Linked DNA regions of Mus musculus: regions 1, 2, 3 and 4 are each linked to region 5. The links are chromatin loops, found by intact Hi-C in ENCODE. Cell type or tissue: left cerebral cortex. All regions are shown on one strand. Region 1 overlaps Rap1gap2 (RAP1 GTPase activating protein 2). Region 2 overlaps Rap1gap2 (RAP1 GTPase activating protein 2). Region 3 overlaps Rap1gap2 (RAP1 GTPase activating protein 2). Region 4 has its middle 12 kb from the start of Olfr412. Region 5 overlaps Rap1gap2 (RAP1 GTPase activating protein 2).

Region 1 (5,000 bases), 66 kb after region 5:
ACCTAATGGTCCCTCAGGGGACAACAACAGCTTCCCTGCAGGAGAGTGGGAAGTGAGGCACTGGAGAGCAGAGGTCCACCAGGGAATGTAGGCAGCAGTCTGGAGATTCAGTTCCTAACATTTGACCAGTGTGAGGTTGGGTCCTTTTTGGCAACCCTGGCCATGAGTTATGCGATGGTCTAGAAGACCCCGCATGCTGGGGACTAGTGTGCCGAGCTGGGGTTCACAGCCAAGTTACTGGCAGGACTCAGAAATCCTCTCTGGTAGGTAGCCAAATTCCTAGTTCCCCAAGAAGACTCCTCAGGGGCAGGAGATGGAAGGATGTTCAGGCAGGGACAGCTAGCTAGTGAGAGGGAAACAGGAGCTCTGGGTCAGGCCAGGTGCCACATCTCACCGTGGTGAGTTCGGTCTGGGTGACAATACACAGAATTCTCTTCATTTCTCTCTGGGCACAAGTCCAGGCCAGTGCTGGGGAGGAGGGGGCTCATACTGAACCATCATGGTCAGCACCTGTGGTCCCAAACTTGTCTGTGAATGGGAGAGAATGGATGCTAGACAGAAAGTCTTGCTGACTGGTTCCTACTCCAGAGTCCCAAGTGTGCCATGCAGGAAGTGCCAACCAGAAAGTGAGCAGGGGTCAGGGACAGAGAAGGAATGGGAGAGGGAAGTGTGAAGGCAGGCCTGTCACATGACTGGACTCCCCACCAGGCTGTCAGGAGGCAGCCCTTGCCATCTGTGTCTTCCAGGGCCAAGGAAGCTTTTCTGGAAGGCCCGTGGCTTCACCCTTTCATCTCTGGGGTCTGTTCCCTCTCTTCTTCCTTTCAGCAGGAAGCCTCATGCAACCCTGAGGTCTCTGTGAGGTCAAAGTCACACGTGTCCCTCTTTATCTCCCTGTCTGCTGAACCCACCAGTTCCCCCGCTGACAGAGACTCAACAAGGTTTGTCTCCAGTGACCTCAAGGGATCTTTATAGCTGTTTTTCTTGAAGCTGAGTTTCATGTGGGGAAAACTGGAAATTTCAGGCCACACACTAGATCAAGACCAAGGGCTCTGCCAGAGGACATCAAGGCCAGGAGACTCTCTACAGTGCTGATGCCTGCACCTCAACCAGCACTGGGCGGCTTGGTAACTGGAACCCAGCTGCATCCTGAAAAGTGGGGCTGTTCCTTCAAGGCAGCCGTGTTCTCCTGCACCCTTTGAAGGCATGTGTGGCCTCTCTTGACCGGTGGGGTCTGTTATTTTTATGTTTTTTTATTGTGTGTGTGTGTCTGTATGGGTATGTGTGGATGAGTGCAGGTGCCCACAGAGGCCAGAGGCATCAGATGCTCAGGGGCCTGGAGTTCAAGGTGGTTGTGAGCTGCCCCACATGGGTGCTGGGAACCGAACTCTGGACCTCTTTCCAGAACTGAATAGTGTGCTCTTAGTCATTGAACCATCTTTCCAACCACTGCGGTAGGTTTATGGGTTTATCTTATTTCATATATACTATAGCAAAATTTCTGAGGCTACATAGCGTTAGAACGAAAATGATAATTTTGGCTCACGATCCTGGAAGTCCAAGGTGGAGGGCCAGTATCTGGTGATGATCATGATGGCAGGTTTAGAGCCAGGGAGCCCATGTGCACCTCTGCTGGATCCTCTCTTATGGAGCTACTGTATGCAATAATGGGGCTTCACCCCGTGGCCTATCCCATCCTGAGCAGTTTCCAAGACCCTCAACTTGAGCAAGTGATTGTTTAAACCTCTGCCTTTTAGGACTTCATAGTGGAGATCAACTTTTTCTACACAGGAACCCTGGGGCACACAGTCAGTCCACATCCTCCCTCTGCTGGGTCTCTGTCCCTCTTCTTTTTTTAGGCTTTGAGTTGGTGCAGTGCTTTATGATGTACAAGCCACTTTCCTAAACGCTTCTGGTTCTTATAGCCGTAAGAGAACTGTTATTCTCCCATTTTATAGGTAGGGAAATTGAGGCTCGGGGAAGTAAATGAAACATTTCCCTTCACTGGGCATCAAGGACACAAGCGTGAGTCTTGTGATTCCAAGCTTCATGTTCTTGCCTCAATCCCAAGAAGTAATCAGGAGGCAGAGGTAGGGGGATCTGTATGAAACCGAGGCCAGCCTGGTCTACAGAGCTGTAGTCTCCCCTCCCCCAGCCTGAAACCTGCTTGCTCCGGGGTGGAGCTTCCTGCTCATTTGTTCTGCCACGCCCACTGCTGGAACCTGCCTCTTTGCTGTTCGGAGCCACACACGTGCTCACCCTACTACTGGACCCGAGATTATTCGGCGGGAATCGGGTTCCCTTCCCCTTCCTTTATAACTGAAATGTCGGAACTAGTAAAATTGAGCTTTGATCAGAATGACTGTCTTGGCTACATTTCTTTCTCTCACCACCTAGCCCCTCTTCTCTTCCAGGTTTCCAAAATGCCTTTCCAGGCTAGAACCCAGGTTGTGGTCTGCTGGCCGGACACAACACAGAGCAAGTCTCAGGAGAGAGGGTGGGGAGAGAGGGAGAGAGGGAGCGGGAGAGGGAGAGAGGGAGAGGGAGGGAGGGAGGGAGAGAGGGGGGGGAGAGAGAGAGAGAGAGAGAGAGAGAGAGAGAGAGAGAGAGAGAGAAAGGAAGGGAAGGGAAGAGAAGGGAGAAAGGAAGAAAGGAAGAAGGGAAGAAAGGAAGAAGGAAACAAACAAATAAAAACCAAACCAAACCACCCCCTGCCTCAAAACTTACTAAGCCTCTGCTGCTGGAAGCACTGCTCCAGAGACATACGTCCCCTTTTGGTTTAAGTTCTCTGAAGTCAGGAGCATCTCATGAGCCACAGTATCCAGGGTTTGCCATTGCCAATGTTCTATTTGTGTTACACGCTATATGTGGTGCACACAGTAACACATTATCTTATCATGGGCACTGCTGTAGATGGGAGAAAATCTGGTGTGTGTAGTCACAGCTTCTGCCACCAGGGCTTTCCAGTTGAGAGGAACAATCAGACCTAGCCATTAACTGTGTTTTGATACCTACACAAGTATGCAAACCAAGCCCAGTTCTGTGGGGACGTTGGTTGAGAGCTTTCCAGTGGCTTGAGGAGCTGTGGATGCAGCCCAGGGATTAGTATGCACACACTCCATCATTAACGAGAGAGGGAGAGAGGGAGAAAGAGAGAGAGACAGAGACAGAGACAGAAACAGACAGAGAGACAGACACAGAGAGAGACACAGGGAGAGAGAGAGAGAGACTGGCTGACTGACTTTCAGGAGGACAAGTGGTATTTGGGTCTTACCAATGTGTATCCAAGCCACATTGGTGTGCTGATGTAAAGTTTGAACCCTGAAGGATGGCTGTGGTTTGCAAGGCTGTCTGTTGATCAAGTTATTCACCTCTCAGCCTCAGTTTCTTCATCTACAGAGTGGGCAGGGCCAGCATGCCTGTGGTACTGGTGGTGCTGAGGCCTATGTAGGAGAACAAGTGAGAAGTGTTTAGTTGGGGTCTGGCACAGGCAGTGAGAACTCGGTACATGTTGGCACCTCTCCCCAGAGTAAATTCTGTCAGTCCAGCGGCATTTATTGACGGCTGCTGTGTGCGGTAGGCGCTTCTGCATTTGTGATCTCGGCTCATCCTGGGAAACACCCAGGGTGTGGGGTAGGATCATTAGTCTATTTTTTTAAGCCAAGAAAACGAAGTTGGAAGTCATAGGCCTGGCTGGTGGCCTGCTGTGGCTTGGATGCCAGTCTCTCTGACTGTCAGTGGGTCTTTCCCCTGGACCGCAGCTGCTGGGGAAAGATTGAGGCCAGAAAGGAAGTCTGGCTGGTTGGGGGCTCACAAGGCTCATGGTGCTTTATCACATCAATATCACTGGGTGTCCTGCGTGATGGGGCTTCTGGTTTGGAAGAGAGCTGGTGTAGGGGTAAGGCAGGGGTTCTTGGACACAGATGAGAGTCTCATTAAACCAAGCAGGAATATGCATGGGCGTTATTCTCCACACCCTCCATTTCCATGGACAGTGGTTGGTTTTGCATCACAGGATGGTTATTTGTCTCTCTGGCCTCTGCTCTTCCTCCTCCTCCTCCTTGGAAGTGCTTGAGATGCCTGCGCCCTGGACTGGCACTATGGCCACACTCTGCTTATGACACTACCAGAGCTCCAGGCTTCCTTGGCTAGCTAAGACAGTCCATACTGACCCCAGAATTAATCATAAGCTCATTCAGTCCTTCCCTGCCTTTTCCTTCTCTTCCTTGATATCCTCCCCAGCTCACCCTCACGTGGCTCTGCTTCTAGCAGGCTGTGTGACCTTCAGCAGGCCAAGTAACCTCTCTGAACTGTAGTTACACTTTTCCTTGATAGCCCTGGGGGCCACATGAGATGCGGCAGGGGCTCATCCCAGGCCTGGATGAAGTGGGGTGAGTAGGAGAGGGACTGAGCATGATCTTCCTGGAGTCCCCATCTTTAGCAGTGTCCAGAAATCAATAAGTTAGAGCTTCCTCTCTCTCCTGCCTCCTCACTTCCTATTACTGCATCCCTGTATTGCAGAAGGAATCTGGACCGTGAGCATACTGTGAGCAGACAGGTAGCGGAAGCTTACTGGGTATGGCGTGTCTTGCTAATTAGAGCCTACCATGCCCCTGGGACTGCAGGAATGGCAGGGCCAGGTGGGGGCTCTACAAAAAGGCTCTTGGGACCCTAAGCAGGAACAGAGAGAAGCCAGAAGCAGGTGTGGGAGGGTCAGGGACACAGGAGCCCCACACTTGGTCTTTGGGCTCAGCAGGGGCAGAGAATCACCCCATGGCTTCTTCAACACTATGCTCCATCAAGTGTTTCAGGATTTGGAAGGGACATTGCCAGCCTTCTCTAGAGCTGTAGTTCCCTCTCCCACGTGGCACTTGCAAGTGTGGTGGCCCAGACTCTCTTTCTCACCCATTCTGATTTCCCATGTTATTTTAACCTCAGGGATAGACCCATGCCAAGTCCTCTATTGAGCCATGCCCTCCCCTAGCTCCCAAGGGCATCTGACC
Region 2 (5,000 bases), 79 kb after region 5:
CGCGTGCGTGCGCGCGCACATTCAGGGACCAGAAATTGAAGTCAAGTGTCCTCTTCAGTAGTTCTCTACAGTATGTATTTGGGCTGAGTCTTTCACTTGAACACTGAACTCACCTGCTTGCTTTGAGAATCCTGTCTCTGCTTCCCGTGTGTTTGGGGTTACAGACAGACCGCTGTGCCCACTCAGCATTTACATGGGCTCTGGGGAGCTGAACTCCTGTCCTCACACTTGTGTGGCAAGCACTTTTACCCATTGAGTCATAATCTCCCCAGCTCGCTTTTTTGTTTGTTTTTTAAAATGTCCATCCCTTTGAAGATCAGAGTCCTGCTCTGACCCTGGGTTTCCGCCTCCTGAGCACTGTGCGTCCAGCATTTCCACTTTACTTTTGCAGGATTGGGGTAGATAAAAACATTTCTTCACACATCCTTTCTTTGCTACTGACCATGACTTTGTCCCTGCAGATTGCGCCTGGATAGAGAGGGCAGGGCTACAGAGGCCTGTGCTGCTGGGCACTGAGTCTGTGTTGGTGCTGGGCTCTGCTGTGCACACACTAGCTCATGTGGTTCTGACCAGCCCCATTCTGAAGTACAGGGTCCTGCTCTGTGAACTGTCCGTGTCCGTGTGTGTCCGTGTGTGTGTGTGTGTGTGTGTGTGTGTGTGTGTGTGTATGAATGCACTCCTGAGAGTTAACGATCGCAAGGATTCTCAAATACCCCTCCTCAAGTAGAGGAGTGTGGAGCAGGGCCCAGAACTGGGGCAGGTGGCTCAGTAGGACATGCTGAGCAGGTAGGTGGGCAGCAGTGGGTATCATTTCTCCAAGTATAACAGGAGCAGAAGTGAGGAGGAAGGATGCTGGTAGACGTTCCATGGGCTAGGGAGCATGAAAAAGAAAAATAGACTGTTTGCACAGAGAAGCCATGCCAATGTAGGGCTTCCCTGGGCCAGAGGGAGGCAGGCAGATGGGAAGGGCACTGAGGGGTGAAGTGGCTGTCATTGATTATCTTCTACAGTTAGACCCACAGGACCTGCAGCCACAGATTTGACTCACCTTCGATCAAGAGCATTCAAATTAAATGTATGTCTGGCTGGATCTGGTAGTGCATGCCTGTAATCCTGGCTGCTCAGGAGGCAGAGGCAGGAGGTTCACCAAGTCAAGCTACAGAATGAGTTCAAGGTTAGCTTGGGCAATCTAGTGAGAACCTGTCTTAAAACCCATTAAAAGCTGGGGATAGAGTTTAGTGATAGAGAGCATGCTTAGCATATGCAAGGCTCTATGTGTAGATGCTAGTGCGCGCGCGCACACACACACACACACACACACACACACAAAGAGCAAGTGAACAAGAGAGCAAAAACATATGTCTCTATTGGTAACATACATATATCCCTTTCCACTTACAAAACATTTACATTGCCTTAGATATTATAAAATAGAAAGGATTTAAAGTACATGGGAAGACGCATGTAGATTATATGTAAATACTATGACAGTTTATATAAGAACCCTGAACATCGGTGGATTTTGGTATATGCAGACCGTCCTGGAACCAATCCTGTCCAGACACCAGGGTACAACTGTCTCATACAAATGCTATCTTCCATTCATTTCACTCCCTGGGCAGTGGGGAGCTGGCAGGGAAAAACTCAGGCATGATCTCCTAAACCCAAACAGTTCCCCACAATCCCTGCCTATGCCTGTTCCTGCTTCCTCTGACCTCCTCCAGCATTACCTTCCCCAAGGGCTCGCTTGGGCCTCCAGAGGGAAGACCAGACGGGTTCTATATTGGGAGGTGAAGAGGACAGGGATTGAATGGATGGAACCCTGGGGCCCAGCCTGTGACTTTCCCGGCTGGGCTGGTTCTGTGATTATTTCATGGCCTAGTTGACTGACTGTGAAAGCAGGGCCCAGGGGGAAATGCTGGCCACTGCTCCCATTTGGGTGGCAACAGTTGTTGCTAATAATAAAATACACAGCTGAGCTTACACTGCTATTGGATCACATTCCTCAGTGAAATCCAGGGGCCTGGTTTCTCAGTGGAAGGAGATCCCCTTCCTAAGGATGCCTTGGCCGTGGCTTTCTTGTATCCTACAGTATATGTATGTGTGTGTATATATATATATATATATATATGTATACACACACACACATATATGTGTACTGTATATGGGAAAATGTAGGGAGTCAGTGAGCCTTTATGGCATTGTATGTCCTTGGCTGGGTGGAATATTCTCAGAGAGATGAGGGTGGGTCCAAATGTCCACAGTGTAGTTCTAGGCTGGCCTGAGTCACCTTGCTTCTGGGTGGAAAGGAGACCTACTCTTTGCCAAGGGTGGAATTGTCCCATTGGAAAGTTCAGCGAGTCACTGACAAGTCGGGCCAGCCCAGTGGAGTCCAGCTTGCATTGGCTAGTTTCTGATCCGCGGCACCGTCCACAAAGGAATCTTCCACCTGGTGTGTTACTCACAGCTGAGGATGAATCATGGCTCCTTTTACCTTCCATGCCAGCTTCAGGGCCATGGGACACTCACTTGCAATAGTCATCCAGAAACACCATCTGTAGGGAGGCTACTGGAGTCACAAATAGCAGAATATTCTAAAGCCGCTAGAGCATCTCTCAGCAAGGCAAAGGAGTGTTCTGGCAGCTTTCTGCCCCTGTCTGCCTGTGGCTGCTGTCTGCTTAGCATTTGCTGTGGAGCAGGCGCTAGCTGGGTGCCTTTTACTTAATCTGTGTAAGACCCTTGGAAGCCAAGGATTATTTGATTCAGTTTTCAGTGGAGGAAATCGAGAGTGTAGCATACACTTTTACCACATAGCTGGGTAGTAGCAGGATGGCTGGTCCCCAACCTTGAGCTCTGCTGCTATCCTCCTGCTGCAACCAACCGTTTGAAGAAGAAGCCTGAGTTCTGGGGTTCAAAGTCTCTCAGGTCTATATCCCAGCTGTCCTTTCCATTCAACCTTAAAATGTTTGATTCCTCTCCTCCCCTCCCCTCCCCTCCCCCTCCCCTCCCCTCCCCCTCCCCTCCCCCTCCCCCTCCCCCTCCGCCCGCCCGCTTTCTTTTCTTTTCTTTTCTTTTCTTTTCTTTTCTTTTCTTTTCTTTTCTTTTCTTTTCTTTTCTTTTCTTTTCTTTTCTTTTCTTTTCTTTTCTTTTCTTTTCTTTTCTTCTTTTCTTTTCTTTTCTTTCTTTCTTTCTTTCTTTCTTTCTTTCTTTCTTTTTTTTTTCAAGATAGAGTTTCTCTTTATAGCCCTGGCTGTCCTGGAACTCACTCTGTAGACCAGGCTGGCCTTGAACTCAGAAATCCACCTGCCTCTGCCTCCCAAGTGCTGGGATTAAAGGCGTGCGCCACCACTGGTTTTAATTTCTATTTACACATACGCACTGCATGTGTGTGTGTGTGTGTGTGTGTGTGTGTGTGTGTGTTTAGGTGTTTAGGCCAGAGTTCTATATCAGGTATGTCTTTTTCAGTTGCTTCTCTACCTTGCTTTTTTTTTTCTTGTTGTTGTTTTGTTTTTGTTTTTGAGACAGGATAGCTCACTAAACCTAGAGCTCTGCGATTGGCTAGCTAGCCGTCCAGTGTGCCTCTGGAATACACATTGCGATCTCCCCAGTGCCTGGATTATGGCACATTGCTGCAGCACCTCACATTTTACATGGATGCTTAGGATTTGAATCCAGGTCCACGTGTTTGTGGGGGAAGCGGTTAACTGATTGAACCACCTTGCCTGGCTTACAGCCACATGATCTTTCATAGTTCTCAACTTAAGAGGTAGAAATCAGCTGCCTGTCTGTCAAGTGTAGGCTGGATTTCCTATTTATTACTTCCAATAATAGGATAATGTGGACATGATGGTGTATGATTTCAGATTGAATAGAGCAGTATGATACTGCCTTTTCTGTGTGTGCCCTCTCTTGCATTGCTTCCTCTTATTGTGAGCGTGGCTGTTCGGGTAACTATCTTTTTTGACTCCTGAATGCACACTGTATAAATGGTTTAGAACCACTAGGTTCTGGAGTGATTTGTTACACAGGAAGAGAGGAGCACATTTGGGATCGTGGTAAGAAGTGCCTCACGTGTCCTCTGAGCAATGTGAACTGGTCATATCAGCATAACCCTGCGTAGCTTTGTCTCACAGTTAAGATCGGGTTCCTGGGCAGTTGGACCCTTCCTGGTATTTCTAGCGTCCTGTTCACATCTCCAAAGTGTTTTATCAGTTGGGGTTCAGTGATCCATAAGAGGGAACTGTTGAAGAGGTTTTGGCTACCAGGCAGATGAGCAGCTGGGAGTAAGCTGGGTTTATGGGTGACTCAGGGAAGCATCCTAGTCAATGATACACAGAGCTAAGTGTGTACTTGAGAGTAAGTTGGCTTGAATCTAGAGCTTTCTGTAGGTGCCAAAGACTGTGTGACCTGTGTCCTGGCAGCTCCCTGATGTGAAGCTGTGGGTTGGACTTGAAGCTGGGTTTAGGGAAAGAAAGAAAAAAAAAAAGGTCTGCCAGAGCCCCCACATATATGTCAAAATCTTTAAAATGTTGATTACACATTAAAAGCAATTTATAAAAATTCTGAAGAGCAGGGCAGTGGTGGTGCATGCCTTTAATCCCAGCACTCGGGAGGCAGAGGCAGGCAGATTTCTGAGTTTGAGGCCAGCCTGGTCTACAGAGTGAGTTCTAGGACAGCCAGGGCTATGGCAGGGTCCCACCTTCCTGTTTTGTTTCCATTGCTCTCTCCTCAGCTAGCCCTGCACTGTGAATCTGTGTGGACAGAACTCCCATGGTTTTCTCTTGTGGGACTCTTTCTTTTTTGTGTCTCAGGCTGGCCTTGTGCTCAGTATGTAGTCAAGGATGACCTTGAATTCCTGGTCTTCCTGCTTCAGCCTCCTGAGTGCTGTGCTTTGCCCAGCCCTTGTGGGCTGCTATTGTATGGGCACGCCCTTCTCATTATTTGCTCCTCCCCTCTCTAGTCTGTGTATGCTTACCATCTCCGTGTTTTTTTTTTTTTAA
Region 3 (5,000 bases), 120 kb after region 5:
AGGTGTATGGGATATAGTAGACTGTTTCGGCTCCCAGCCCTCAGCATCAGACAGAAATAGGACACACTCCTTTGTCCTCTTCACTGGCTGCTTCTTCACCTCCCTTCTTTCTCATAACCCCCCAGGGCAGCACATCTCTGTAGTCCATTGGTTTGAGGGGCCTAGGACTCATAGGAGATAGGCTGAGCTGGGGATTTTAGGGTAGGGCTAGGTAGTCTCCAAGCCCACAGAGATCTTGTGAGTAAAACCAAGTGCTGGTTTCTGTTTGTTTTTTGTTTGTTTGTTTGTTTCCTGGGAAGAGAGATCAGAGTTCAGTTCCCACAGGGTCCCCTGCATCACAGAACACTGGGTACCAGCATCTTAAGACCCCTTCCCACTACTGAGGCGGGTTTGAATTTGGAAAGATGCCCGTGTCTTCTAAGGTGCTCCCCAGAGCACCCCTCCCCCCCAGGCACTATGGGTGATGCATAAACTGTGAGGAGAACTGGGTTAGCTCCCTCAGGGCCCCCTGGCTGACACTGGGCCTTAGCTGAACCCTGAAGTAGGAGGGCCAACAATGAAAAAGGAGAGTAAAGGCGGGAGGGACCCCAGAAGACAGAATGACCGAGCAGCCTGGGGTCTCTGCTTCTGTCTCTTTGTTGATGTGTGACTGCAAGTCAGTTCCTTCCCTCTCTGGGCCTTTGTTTCTATCTTTGCAAAACAGGAAATCTGGATTTTAAAGCCTCAGGGTCCTTCTAGCCATGGCTACTTATGGGAGCAGAGACAGGCAGGATGGGGTATGGGCTGCCGGATGGTTTGGGGAACTCTGTGATGAAGGTGACCTTTTGTACATGTAGGTCGACAGGGAAAGTAAAGACAAAAAACCTGAGTGATTGATGGTGGCTTCTGCTCTGGGCCAGGCTTTGCATTACAGCAGTCTTCTTCGTCTTCTACATTTGTGTGTGTGTGTGTGTGTGTGTGTGTGTGTGTGTGTGTGCATGCGTGTGCATATGGAAATCAGAGGCCAACTTGCAGGAGTCAGTTCTCTCCTTCCACTATGTGGCTCCTAGGGATTGAACCCAGGTTGTTAGGTTTGGTGGCAAGTGCCTTTAGCCACAGAGCCGTCTTTCTAGCCCCTCGGATAGTCTTCTTGAAGTCTAACAAGGCCCATTAGTCTGCTCATAGGGAAGAGATTGAAGCTGATTGATGCTGAGGGCACTTAGAGCTGAGGCCGCAGAGCCAGGGAGCCGGGAGCTGGAAGTCTTCCCAGGAGCCTCTGGGGCATGTGAGAAACCGGCCCCGTGGGTGTGTGTGAAGTGTGGCTGGAATTGAATCACTTCTCAGGTAGGGCTATCTCATTCCCATTCACTCCAGGTTGGAAAGAGATTCCAGCTCAGCAATCAATAGGATTCCCCCATCCCTCCCTGCAGGGGCCAGTCCACCTCACTCCTGGAGTTCTGCCAAGGTTTCAAGACTTGGCTGTGAAACAGGCAGCTGGGGAGGGCCTTCCCTTGCCTATCCTGACTCCCTCTGAGCAGCCCTGCCAGTCTTCTGGGTGGCAGGCCATCCCTGGACATGGGGGTTTTGTTGGGTCTCTAGCCTTCCCTCTCTAAGCTCCCCTGGGCATCTGGTTGTAAGCCGAGAGGAGGGGGAGACCGAGGTCAGAGGAGGAGCTAGGATACGGATGGGACGTGGATGGACATTACCAGAAAGGTCTTGGGCCCTGCCCTGCTGCCCTGTGGATTTAAAGGCATTCCTAAGACCCTTACCCTGTCAGAATAGACTACTTTAATGCAGGCCTGAGGAGGAGGGGCCGGGCTAGGGAAACAGCTGGGCCTGCAGGCATCTGTGCTTTGTCCCACATGTCCCAGATACCCAGAGTGGGCAGCCAGATTCTTCTTCTGAGATGGAACAAAACAAAACAAAAACCAAAAACCTGACACACAAGCTTGATAAGTCCCCAGATTGTCTCTGTCCTCAATACCTGTGTGTCTGTGTCCCCCTTCCCAACATAACAAGTACACATGTGCACTAGACTTGGGCCACCAGTGCATGGTTGGTGGCTGGGGGTGGGGGTGGGCTGTGTCTAGCAGCTGGGGCTCAGCCAGAAATCTTGTCAGTGAACACAAAACCATTTCTTGAGACTCTGAGTACCTCAGTTTGGGCCATGTAAATGGCCTTGAGCTTGTAAGAAGAAGGCCCCATTGACCAAAGCTCTGCTTCTCCCCGCTGGACCTGGCAGGGCCCCAAGCTGCCTGCTCACCCAGTCTGGCAGACTCTTGCATCTGCCCTACTTCACAGGACAGAGTGGTTGGCAGCCTGCCAGGGCCTTCACGTCAGCCACTGCTAGTGAAGGGATAGGGCAGCCTCCCAAGAGCCCTGTAGCCTCAGGGGCTAACAGCAGGTGAAACCTAGGTACTTGCACAAGAGAGGAGGTGAGGAGTGGAAGCCACCTGCTGCAGGACCACCCTTGTGCTGGAGTCTCTGGATGGTCTTACAGTCCAGCCTCAGCATCTGGCCAGAGCCTGGATGTCCCCCATCCTCTTTCCCAGTCAATGCCCTTGGTATCTCTGTGCCCAAGCCTCAGCCAGAATGACTGGCTCCACATGTAGAGCCAGGCTTCAGACCTGGGTCACTGCCTGTGTCAACTTGCAGAGCCCCAAGCTTTCCTTGCAACCAGTATTTACTTGTTTCTTTAAAAAAATTATTTGTTGTTGATTTTGCTACTGGTGGCGTGTGTGTGTATGTATGTGTATGTGTGTGCATGAGCGTGCATGTGCACATGTGTACTTGTTATGTTGGGAGGGGGGACACAGACACACAAGTACTGAGAGAAGAGACAATCTAGGGACTTACCAAGCTTGTGTGTCAGGTTTTTGTTTTTTTAATCTGTGGAGCCATTTCTGTGGTCCAGTAGTTACCTTTTAAACACTCTGAGTTTGATTTATGGCTAGGTTAATGGGGAGTCAGAGTTGGGTTGGAGCAGTCTGGATTCTCTGTGCCCCTTTCTCTGGTTTTAGGGTGCTTGTTCCATGTCTTAGCCATCTGTTTCCTCATCAGTAAAATGAGCAGTAGTTCTCAGTTGCTTTCTCTGGGATGGATGCTGTAATGGGGTAGGGAGGCAAACCTCCTGGCCACCACCTGCACTGTCTGTACTTAGGGTCTCAGTGGTTCCCCAGCCCAGGGCATCATCTGGCCAACTTGCTTCTGGCCCTTAGGAAGGCAGAGGGAAGGATGCCGGATTCCATCCCATCCAACCCACTAGAGGAGCATCGTATGGGGCTCGTGGGTGATGCTCACATAGACGTTCTGTGTTCTGGGAAGGAGGGAAGGGGTATGTTGGTCTTCTGTAAGGTGTGGGACTCCTAGTCTGTCTTAGTCCACATGAAATTGTTTCATTCAGGTATCAGTCACTGCTAGGGAAGATGTGCCTGCCTTTGGTCCCCCTCTGCCAAGCCCGCCTGTTTTCCAGAAGGTAAGAACCTTTTCTTTTATACTTGTCCCATCCCAGACCCCAGATCTCTGTACCCATGTGTCAGTAGTTGGAATGGGCTTGAATGTAGACTGGGAACATTGTGGGGAGATCCTGTTATAGCTTTGGGGGTATCTCCTTTCTGGATATCTCCCACCTCACCCTTTGAGGTCAATGTGGCCCTTGTTGGGAGTTTGATGCCAGGGTTGTCCTCCTGTTTTTAGAAGGACTTTTATACTGTGCTCTAGACCCAGGAGCCAGCCTCAAGCATTGCCTCCAGTGACCAAGGTGCCCTATGGAGGGTGGGTTTCCCAGCGCTGGGGAAGCTGGCTTTCAAGTTGGTACATTAGCAGGCAGGCCTGGCCTTGGCTGGAAATGACCGGATATGAGAGGGCTAACGCAGGGGTTCTCCTGCCTTTTTGTCACTGTGGTTGGAGGCGTTTGATTGACAGCAGAGGCCAGGAGAGTTCTGAACCTCTTTCACCTGTTTCAGGGCGCAGAATTCCGGGAGTTTCTGCTCACCAAGCTCACGAACGCAGAGAATGCTTGCTGCAAGTCGGACAAGTTCGCCAAGCTGGAGGTGAGAGGGCCACACGGAAAGTCTCCTCTGGGCTTGTTTGCTTCATCCTAAGCCCTCAGCTCTCTGTTGCTTTGGGAACATTTTTTTTTCCCTTGGTAGGAACTCATCTAGATTCTAGGACTTACCTGCCAATCATCAGGTTTTTTTTTTTGAACATGTAGTATGTCCAGGTCTTGCTCTGTTACCAAGGATAAGTGAGATATCACTTCTGTACTATGTAGTGCCCATGCTGGTAGAGGGACCTTTACAGAAGAGAAGCTAAGATTTATAATAGAGTGTATTTACTGTATTATACTATGGGCCATGATGGAGCCAGTGGGTAGTGACTGCTTCTGCTAGGGATAATGGAGGGTGTGTTCAGGGAAGGCTTCCTGGAGGAGGTTGCTTTTGAGCTGATGAATCTTGACATCTGATAAAGCTTTTGCATGAAGAGAGTCTGGAAAGTCATTCAAGACTCAGGGAACAGTCAAAGGTCCAATAGAATCAGACATTGTTGGGAGGGGGTGTGGCCAGATGACAGCCTCCTGTGGCTGGAAGACGGGACTGCAGATGGTTGGCTGCATTGAATGGCGCAGGGTTGTGGCTTGCAAGTGGTAGGCGCTATGAAATTTTTAAAAGTGTTTGATTCGCATGTTAGAGACATCATTAGCCAGCAGGTGTTAGAGTTGGAGGAGGAGAGGTTGAAGGGGAGATAGAAAAGGAACTGGCCAGTTAGAAATGATTAAAGAGTCTAAGAGGCTCAACAAAGGTGAACCCTTCACAGGAGGCACTGGGCTAAACTGCAGGTAGGCGTGTCCAACCAGAGGCCTGCAACCCACATGTGCCTCAGGGTAGCTATGAGTGTGGTCCAAGCAAAAATCATAGACCAGTAGGTATAAAACATTATGAACGTTTCCCCTGGTAACTGCCTGTGAAGTTCTTATAGATTGGCATTGTATCACACTGTCAGAAGGTTGGACTGGGAAGACA
Region 4 (5,000 bases), 150 kb after region 5:
TCTCTGCTCGGTTCCTTTCAGGCCCTCCTGGATTGTAGGATTCCCATTCCCATGGTGAGAGTGATGGTGACTCAGCCTAGTACTTCAAATCAATGGATTCTGGATGCCCCAGATAGACACATCCAAAATTAACGTTTTCTATGCTCTCTGGGTATTCCTCAGCCCAGTCTTGTTGATGTGTTACTAGCCCCGACCCAAGCCTAATACAGCCACGCCTTCATTCAGCTGTTCTTGTATTGATTGCCTCGGGGGTAAGGTGGGGTGCTGCTGTTCTTGCCTGTTCTGATGGTTCACATCTGCACAGCTGTGGAGATCTTGCCTGTTTCTGTTGATTTCAGTGGTCCTCTGAATTTGAAGTGTGGGATGGGTTGAATCATTGCTGTGGTCCATTCCAGCATCCCTCTTAGTCATTTAACGGCACACTGTGTGCTCCCGTGGCAGCCACTCCTTATAGGAGCCAGAGTTAAGTTCCAGAGAGGAAATCTAAGACACATTAGTCGCTTTATGGTAGTGATCTAAGAGTTAGGACTTTCTGTCCCTTTTCCTCAGGTGGAAATGATATCCGAAGCATCAGGCTGTACAGAGACCTTAGAGAAGACTGTTCTCAACTTTAGGCCATTGTCTTAGTTAGGTTTGCTATTGCTGCAGTGAGACACCATAACCGAAAAGCAAGTAGGACACGAGAGGCTTATTCTGCTTACATTTCCATGTCACTGGTCTTTGACAAAGGGAGTCAGGACAGGAACTCAAGCAGGTCAGGAACCTGGAGGCAGGACCTGAAGCGGAGGCTATAAAGGGTGCTGCTTATTGGCTTGATTCCCTTGGCTTGCTCAGCCTGCTTTCTTATAGAGCTCAGGACTACCAGCCCGAAGTTGGCACTGATGGAGAAAATGCCTTACAGCTGGATCTCATGGAGGCATTTCCTCAACTGAGGCTCCTTTCTCTCGTGGCTCTAGCTTGTGTCAAGTTGGCCCAGAAAACCAACCCAGTATTGCTATCCTCTTCCACATTCAGGAAAGAGGCTGTTCCTTGTATAAGTACGACTCAGGGAAACTTTCTCTAGAATGCTCATTTAAGGTATTGAGACTTTTATAATTCAATCACTCTGGAGTAAGGCCCAGGGAGCTGCAGTTTTTGGAGGGGTGTGTGTCCTGGGACAGTGTATCACTAAGAAGCCCTGGTTGTCCTGGAGCTTGCTATGTAGACCTGCCTGCTTCTGCCTCCAAAGGGCTGGAATTGAAGTGGTGCACTAGTATGCCTCAAAAGATGTGTAATGTTAGATGAGCACGTGGAGAATTCTGTTGTAGTCCGATGCTTTGGGAACCACGGATTCAGTGTACAGACTCTACTTAAGAATCTATTTCCCATGGACTAGTCTCAGGCTCAGACACTTGTCCCCTACCTACAGGTTAGACAGAAGCCTGTCCTAAATCTACAGGGTGGAGAGAAATCTACCCCTCACCTAGGGAGATTCTTTCCACAATTACTGCCCTAGTGGAAAAATGCATATCCTATAAAACAGGATTTTGTAGGAATATCAAAGGAATTACCAAGGAGAATAGAACCGTGAACAGGTCCTAAAATAGGAAGCCTGAGAGGAGGAATTGTACATGAAGACGGATGGTGGCTGCAGGAAGGACAGAAATCCTGAAATAGGGGATGCCGGGAGGAAAGAGCAGCATCATGAGGAAATAAATGGGCGAGAGCTTGGTGAGGCTGAAAGAGCGGGAGATTCTATTAAAATGGAAAACAGCTGGGCTGCCTTCTCCAAACCAAAACAGATGATCAGAGGGCAGGTATGACTCGAGGCCCCAGGGACAAACAGCTGCGGGGGTGGGGTGGGGAGGGGGAACAGATGCTCACACCCATGGGCCAGTGTTCCCTCTGCTAGCAGGATCAGGGGCAAGATAAATGAAAGAGAGAGGCACACCCAAGAACAAAGCTGGCGAACTGGCCCCATAATATGGAATAATAACATGAAACAGCCCATTTAAGAGAAGCAAGTGATCAAAGCAAGCTGCGCCCAGTCAGCTCCATGAGAAAACAATGAGGTAGATACTGATCAGGCCTGGTGACACCGGCACACACAAGATCGGCACACACAAGATGGTGGGAAGTTTGTGCAGGGCATCAGATGGATTTTAATAATCTCCTTCTAAGACACTGCATACACATGTATATGTGTGTGTGTGTAGCTAGATGGTTCAGAGAGTGATGATGCTAGCTTGCCTCCATGCCTGCTGAACCTGTGTTAGATCTCTGGGTCCCCCACCTGGTGGAAGAAGAGAACTGACTGTTGCAAGTAGTCCTCTGACTACCACACATGCATGCTCACACAGTAAATGAAAACATGTAAAAAATTAAAATACAGATCTCTAAGTTTTATAAAAATTTATTACTAATAAGAAATGTGAGGAAAATGCTAGAAAAGTGGACTATAGGGTATAGGTGAAATTCGGCTTTACTCTTCAAGCATAATACTGAATACAGTAGGAAAGGATGTGTATATGTGTGTGTTGTACGCATGTGTGTTTGTGTATGTTGTATGTGTATGCTGTGTGTGTGCATGTGTTCTGTGTGTGTATTTATGTGTGTGCATGTATCTGTGTGTGTATGTGTGTTTTTATGTGCATGTATGTATGTGTACATTTGCATGTGTATGTGGTGTGTGTATATGTATGCATGTTTGTGTTTTTATGTGTATGCATGTGTATGTGTGTATGTGAGTGTGTAAGTACATGTGTATGTGTGTGTATGTATGTGAGAGTATGTGTATATGTGTATATGTATATACACAGGCATTTGTATGTATGTGTATGTTGCATGTATGCATGTGCAAGTGTGTGTATATGTGTGTGCATGCATCTATGTGTGAGTATGTGTATTTGTGTGTGTGTGTGTACTTGTGTTATTGTTATTAAGACTTTAATTTGAGGACGTCATTATTAACAGCTAGTATTTAGTAGGATGGTTTTGTGATAGGGATCAAAACTAGCTCAAACTAATTTAAGTCTTTAAAGGGGCATTTATTAACAAGATGCAGGTGTCTCTTTGCATTGAAAGGACAGAAGTGGCATCCCTCTTGTCCTCATCTTGCTTCTGCTTTCAGTTTTCCTCTGTTCCTTTGTTTTGTTTGAGCCGAATTGTTGGATTTATTAAAATGGGCTTGTGACAGCTAGAAAGCTTTTTCAGACACAGTAACTATGTAATCGTCTATTAGCTTCGTTCTAGTCCTGAGTCCAGCTACATCAGCCTCAGTGATAAATGCCCTCTTTACTGTCTAGATGGTGAAAATGGGTTCAGATCCGTTGGCTGTGTTCTAAGCCAGGTGCAAGTGAGGGCCTGCTGAAAGGTCTTTTCCCTATCTGCTGTGCTACTTAGAGAAACTTTTAGGGGCTTCTGTGATAGGTTCCTGTAGCACTCTCTGCATCTTGAGGGCTGGCTCCTACTACAGAGAACCTTCTTTAGGGCCAGTCTGGCCTGCACACAGCCCCTCCAGTGCAAAGTTCATGGACTGCACAGTGGTTAGCAGCCCTCTCTGACCCTTGGCTTATCCTCTAATCCCTCCTTGTCTCCACATTCCCAGTGGTCTGGAGGTGCATTTCTCCCAGTGAGACAGCTCCCTGAGGAGAGAGACAGATGCCTAGTAAGCTCTGCTGCTGTGGATCATGGAGGTTTACCCTCCAGGAGCAGAGCCAGGCAGAGCTGGACCAGTCCTTGGGTGGGACAGCTCTTCCAGGGAAATCTCTTCCACTCTAGGGATAGCGGCTGTGTTGCCAGTTCTGACAGTCTTTAAAGTTTATAGTTAATAATTCTTTATATTAAACCATCACCCTTCAAGTTGCTATGGGGGTTTTCTCTTGTAATGGGGTCTAGGCTGGTAGACCAGCTTCTTAACGTCTCTCTGAAGAAGCCTTTTTGACTGGGGAGCTGGCTCAGTGGGTAAAATGATTGCTGTTAAAATATGAGTACTCGAGTTAGGATCCTCAGCACCATCATAAATAGCCAAGGGTAACACCAGGGGACAGAGAGGACTGCAACCAGCATGGCCAAAGTGCCGTACCAAGGTCTAGTGAGAGACCCCATCTCAAGAAGGGGGAGACCAATAGAGAAAGATGAACTTCATATACAGGCATTGGTGAATGCATCTGAGCACATACATGCATGTGCGCATGCACACATGCAACCACACCACACATACACACACACATACACAGATACTCACACACCCACACCCACACACACTCACAAACCCACCCACACACCCACCCACACAGTCACACACACACACTCACACACACACTCTCTCTCTCTCTCTCTCACACACACACACACACACTCATACACACACTCACCCATTCACACCCACTCACACTCCCCCCACCCCCACACACACTCACACCCCCACCCCCACCCCCACACTCACACACACAAACACTCACACACACACTCACACACACACACTCACACACACACTCACCCACTCACACCCACTCACCCCCCCCCACTCACACCCCCACCCACCCCCACCCACTCACCCACACACTCACACCCACACCCACACACTCACACACACACTCACACATACACACACACACACTCACACTGTTTTTGTTAACTCATAGTCCACAGTTCTTATCTTTAAGAGAACAGCGCAGACAGTACTTGGTTCTAGACTAAGTCTCATCAGACTGAGTTTGGTTGGCCCAACAACAGTGGGTGAGCATCTCTCACTGCATCAATCGTTCCCAGCCAGTGGTTAGGACACAGAGTAGCCACAAATCACCCAATGGATGAGGGGGCAGCTAAAGAGCCATTGTGAACACATTTCTAATTGGAGTTTGTAGATTTTTGCTTCTTAATTATAGAGTGTTAGTGGGAACCTGAATTATATTGATAACCTAAAAACATATCTGGATGTTTAGCGGGTAGAAACATCACTAAAGCTGTTGAAATAATATTGAAATTGTAAAATACCAGTTTGGGTTTCTACTGTGATG
Region 5 (5,000 bases):
TCCGTTTCCCCAGAATCATTCCGGCCTTTATATTTTGTTTATCCCTGGATTCATTCTACACTTCTCTGCTTATTGCTATTCACTTCTGCTCTCTCCCAAAGAGCATGAACAAATTAATTGTAATCCCATGTTTTGGTCTAACTGACACTTTGTCCTATCTTGATACAGAATAGTTTGATCTGAAACTACAACCAATCAAAGTGTGGCAGTGTGGAGTCCACTCCCAGCAGATACATCCACGGTGCAACTGCTGCACCTAAGGCTCAGGGGGCGGGGCTTGGTAACTGTCAGAGTCAGAGGAACAAGGAATGTTACTGTTAGGAGATGCTCCTAGAAAACTCAGAAGTTACACCTATAAAGTTACACTGTCCTGGCTGTCGAAACATGCCCGGAGGATGCCAGCAGGCTTCAGCCCTACACAAAGACCTACAGGCAAGTCAGGAATTCTGAGAGCTGTCGGGGAAAGTGTCTTCCCTAGGGGAGAGCACACCAATTGTTTGTGTAATACCAAATGGTCAGCCCTGAAAACATACGCATACACAAGTAACATTATACAAACTGAGCAGATTGTATTCGTATGTTTAGGGACACACACACACACACACACACACACATAGGCATACCAGTAACAATAATAAGAAGCCATGCATCTGAAGTAGAGCAAAAGGAGAGTGGTCCTTGAGAGGGTTTGGAAGGAGGAAAGGAAAGGGAGAAATGATGTAATTGCATCATTATCATCATCATCATCATCTCTGGTTTTTTTTTTTTTTGAGACAGGGTTTCTCTGTGTAGCCCTGGCTGTCCTAGAACTCACTCTGTAGATCAGGCTGGTCTCAAACTCACAGAGATCCACTTGCTTCTCCCTCCGCAGTGCTGGGATTAAAGGCGTGCGCCACCACTGCCCTGCGTTTTAAATTTTCTTATGAATGAAACCATGAAGGGTGTGCATCTTTTGTACCTAGCCTGATGGTTTTGAACCCAAGCAGTCACACCTATTGGGCTTTTGTTCCTTTGTGTTACTGAGGGACATTTCACTGGGTGGATGTATCAACATTTATTGATTGATACATTTGCCATTTCCAGACTTGACTATTTGGAATAAAATTTGCTTTATGCATTTTCATAGAAGTCTTTGTGAGATTCCTGTCGTGATCTCTGAATCCTCGCCATAGACTTAGGATGGCCTTGTGGCAACCTTCATTCATGGGGATGAAGTGATAGAGGCACAGAATTCGTTTTTAGCCTGAGATATGCAGCTAGTAAAAACTGGAGGCGAGTTTCTAATCCCAATTCAGATATCTCTGTATGTGTGTGTGTGTGTGTGGGGGGGGGTCTGTTGATTCTCAGGCTGTAGTATCGTAATGTTATTTGGGGGCCACAAAATGTAGGGCCAAATGGCTGTTCATCTCAATGGCTGTCTGCCCACAACTGCACCTAGCTAGCTGTATTACCATAGAAGCTGATATTGATACGAATGGTTTTGAATTGCCATGGAAAGGTTATGTGAGATTGCCTTTGAAAAGGACAACACCATAAGGCATTTAAAAGAAATGTGTAACCAAGGTCGTTACAGTAACAGCAAGCAAACAAGCACAAAGTCACATCGGTATAATTCTTCATCTCCCAGACAGTCAAGCCCAGACTGTGACTGGGCATGTGAGATAGTATATAAATAATACATGTCTTAGAATCCACTCCGTTCTTTGTAGAGCCAGGCAGAGAAGGTTTTTGGAGAGTCTGCCGGTTCTTGCTTCGAAGGGTGTTGTTGCTAAGCAATGTTACTAATATTATGGAGAGACAGCTTCCCTGAGACTTGCCTCAGCCGTGGAGACTTCTGTGGTTGCAAAGGGCTTAACAGGTAGCAGCCACTGAGAGTTTTGTGACGATTAAGATGGGGGCCAGGGGACCCTGGGAGGAAAGGTAGCACTGTAGGTTACTTGGCCAAACAAGCTCTTTGTTTCCTGGAATGAGTCCTGGGAAACCTCCATGCTAAAAAAGCACTGTCTAACGTTCCTCAGAGTCTGGGTACTCCAAAGAATTTCATTCAAATGTTCCCAGTGTGGGGAAAAAAATCAGTCACACAGCTTAGCAAAAATCAGGAAATCTGCAAGGGAGGGAGAGAGAGAACATGAATTTTAAGTATTTTGAGAAACTCAAGCAGTATTTTAAGCATTCCTCTCTTCCTTCTAAACACTCTTTTGATCCCCTGAGTAGATATCTGGGAAGTTCTGATTGAAATCACACCTGGAGTGCTTTCCCTAGACTCTGGGCACCCAAGGGATGTGAAGGGCTGGATGCCCAGCTGGAGCAGGCTCCGTGGGTTTCCTCCGTGTGGTTTCCTTCCCTGGGAGTTCGGAAATGCCACACGCTTTCCTAGACCTGTTTCCAAAAATTCGAGCTGGCTTGGGGCGGGGCCTCTGCTTGGTTGGCTGGCTTCCTGCAGGACCGCTGCTTTCGGGGTGTGTGTTTCTGGGAGCATGGGGTTGGGCAGCGGTTCCTATAAGGTTCCTAAGGCTTGTTTAGCGTCTTGCCTGTGGATGGCTTCCTGTAGCTGTCACTGTGGGTATGGGCCCTTTTAGGGGCTGTTGCCAGCCCTGGGAGGAGCTGTTAGCTGTCGAGAGGAGAGTTGGTGTGCTGGCAAAGACTCTTCCTCTCTCTCCTTTCAAAATGGAAACTGCTCTCCCACCTCGAATGACCTTCTCAGTCTTTCCCTCTTCCCACCCTCCGTCTGCCTTCCTGTCTCCCTCACGAGTTTTCTTTTTTCTTGTCTGATAGTGTAACTGTGTTGCTGCCCAGGAGGGGGCGCTGGTATACCTGCCAAGAAAGAAGGCAGTGCGGTTCCTAGGGCACAGGTGTGAGGTGTAAGGTGCCAGAGGGAGGCTGAGGAGTGGTTTCTCCAAGAATGTGTGTACATACATGTCCCTCAAAGTAGAAGGGTGTGGTGGTGATGTACTATGCTGTTTGAGATATTTCTTTTAAAGCTAGAATCTTTTTCCTATCTATCTATCATCTATCTATCTATCTATCTATCTATCTATCTATCTATCTATCTATCTATCTATCATACATGTGTGCTCTACCTATACACGTGATTGCCAGAAGAGGGCATCAGATCCTAGTATAGTTTGTGAGCCACCAATGTGGTTGCTGGGAATTGAACTCATGACCTCGGAAGGAGCATCAGACAAGGCTCTTAAACGCTGAGCCATCTCTCCAGTCCCTGAGGTTTTTTCTTTCTTTCTTTCTTTCTTTCTTTCTTTCTTTCTTTCTTTCTTTCTTTCTTTCTTTCTTTCTTTCTTTCTTTCTTTCTTTCTTTCTTTCTTTCTTTCTTCTTCTTCTTCTTCTTCTTCTTCTTCTTCTTCTTTTTTTAAACTGCTGCTTTTCCTTAAAGGGTTGATGATGCAGAGGTTAGCTGGAGACTCTATTCCTGCAGAAAGGGAGGAGCACTGCATCTGGCTGTACCCTGGCTTCAAAAGCTCCAGGTGCCCGAATCTTTCTTATTTGCTTTGTTTCAGAGCAGTGCCAGCCTAAGGTGGGAGTTGTCAGCTGGGGACTGTCTCTGAGACCAGGCGTGCTGACTACCTTCTGGCCTTCATGTGAATGCGTTTCTGCAGCCAGTTTACAGACTCAGAAAGCCCTTTTCTTTAGGAGTAGGCATGCGTGTCTGTGTGTCCGGCCCTGAGCGTGACGGTGCAGCTGTCTGTCCTCTGTTCATGATTAACTTGCTTGCATTCCTCCTCCTAGGCTCCACCAGTCTTTGAGTTTCCCCTACACGGGGGTGGGGTGTGGGGGTGGGGATATGGGGGGGGGGCGGCTGCCTGGCACTTTGTTTTTGAGGACTGTGGGCTTTAAGGATGGTAAATGAGGATACTGCTGGGGTAAGGTATGGGATGGGACCCAGAAAGAGATCCCCTCTGTGACCACCCCTGTCTTCCGTATCTTTAGTCCCTATGGCCTTGACCATGTCTCGGTCTACTAAAAAGTGACCTGAGAATATTTTCCAGTCACTCATGTGAAAAATGTCCCCTTTCCACTTCTCTTTCAAACTGTGATTTTTGGTTTTTTCAAAGACCATGCCTTGGTTTGGTGCAAATGCCTGACTGAAACTTCCAAGTCACCTGTTTTTCTGAATGAGTGAGATCAGTATGGAGGTCGGTCTAATGAGCGTGCTTGTTTTCACTACACTGATACCAATGTTTCAATGTCGGTAAAAACGCAAGCTGATGCAAGGACCACAAATGTAGAAGTAAATAATTGACAGTTCGACCTTAAGACTAAAGGTTGAGAAGGTGGCACAGGCTGGCCAATGCTGGGACGCAACTGTCTGGGCCACACTTTATGTGTTTGTTGGACATGGGCTTATTTGCAATGAGGTGTGTGTTAGCTCTTTGCAGTTAGAAATGACCTGGTTGGATAACGATAGACTGAGGATAGCCTTCCTTGTCTGTCCTCAGTTGTCTCTTGCAAGACTGGATTCATCTTGTTTAATAGATGTTGGTAGAGCACCAAGCCTAGAAGAGACGGGTGTGAGGAACTTGACATTGATTTCCTTGCCCCTTTGTGTTTCCTGGGTTGGGTACATGGCTGCGGGCTATGGGTGACGCCAGGCAGAATCGAGTTGGTGACAGGCTTGGTGACGGTGGAAAGAAACAGGGCTCACGTTCTGGTGTTTGGAGAAAGTTGCTGATGTTTTGGAGAAACTTGGTGTTTTTTTTTTTTTTTTTTTTTTTGCCACCTTGGGACTTTGGGGGAGCTGAGAGAGCCTAGAATCCCAAAACAAGAATGTATAATGGTGGAGAGATTTTGCACCTTCTTCTAATGCCTCTGTACCTGCTGTGCACTTGACCTGAACTAACTCCTGGGCAGTGGGGGATGGGTGGGAGCTGTTTACACTGCTCACCAGCTGCAGGCAGACTTTCCATTCAGATTTTACCTTTCCCTGTTCGTGAATAAAATATACCCCATGCTGGGCCACCCTCCCTGCCCCCTGTAGCTGAAGC

The links. Peaks named below come from ENCODE experiments on the same cell type or tissue, not always from the same donor. Only the 100,000 strongest peaks of a DNase experiment are listed, where the experiment ranks them.
Region 1: a loop joins it to region 5, with 2.1 times the contacts of the local background. A loop is called at or near these places in 6 of 42 quality-filtered maps.
Region 2: it touches region 5 in a loop (2.4-fold over the local background); 4 of 42 quality-filtered maps call a loop at or near these places.
Region 3: a loop joins it to region 5, with 3 times the contacts of the local background. A loop is called at or near these places in 25 of 42 quality-filtered maps.
Region 4: it touches region 5 in a loop (8-fold over the local background); 32 of 42 quality-filtered maps call a loop at or near these places.

The regions. Positions count from the first base shown.
Region 1 is chr11:74,458,556-74,463,555 of GRCm38, reverse strand. The region is part of intron 3 of Rap1gap2 (RAP1 GTPase activating protein 2); the gene reads left to right. Among named protein-coding and RNA genes, the nearest start is that of Olfr412, 96 kb to the right of the region's middle. In left cerebral cortex, a CTCF peak has its summit at 2,950; a DNase peak (open chromatin) is centred at 2,891; H3K27ac peaks cover 546 bases.
Region 2 is chr11:74,445,671-74,450,670 of GRCm38, reverse strand. The region is part of intron 3 of Rap1gap2 (RAP1 GTPase activating protein 2); the gene reads left to right. Among named protein-coding and RNA genes, the nearest start is that of Olfr412, 84 kb to the right of the region's middle. In left cerebral cortex, CTCF peaks have their summits at 1,002 and 2,613; DNase peaks (open chromatin) are centred at 902, 2,019, 2,570, 4,300 and 1 more place; H3K27ac peaks cover 466 bases.
Region 3 is chr11:74,406,342-74,411,341 of GRCm38, reverse strand. It overlaps Rap1gap2 (RAP1 GTPase activating protein 2), which reads left to right. Exons shown (of 25, transcript NM_001015046.3): 15 at 3,383-3,454; 16 at 3,945-4,031. Among named protein-coding and RNA genes, the nearest start is that of Olfr412, 44 kb to the right of the region's middle. In left cerebral cortex, no CTCF peak of the experiment used is centred here; DNase peaks (open chromatin) are centred at 1,350, 1,857 and 2,261; H3K27ac peaks cover 1,550 bases.
Region 4 is chr11:74,374,263-74,379,262 of GRCm38, reverse strand. No RefSeq gene overlaps it. Among named protein-coding and RNA genes, the nearest start is that of Olfr412, 12 kb to the right of the region's middle. In left cerebral cortex, a CTCF peak has its summit at 2,270; DNase peaks (open chromatin) are centred at 820 and 2,245.
Region 5 is chr11:74,524,485-74,529,484 of GRCm38, reverse strand. All of the region lies in intron 2 of Rap1gap2 (RAP1 GTPase activating protein 2), which reads left to right. Among named protein-coding and RNA genes, the nearest start is that of Rap1gap2, 63 kb to the left of the region's middle. In left cerebral cortex, a CTCF peak has its summit at 2,792 (motif pointing right); DNase peaks (open chromatin) are centred at 1,769, 1,997, 2,555 and 4,922; H3K4me3 peaks cover 554 bases; H3K27ac peaks cover 934 bases.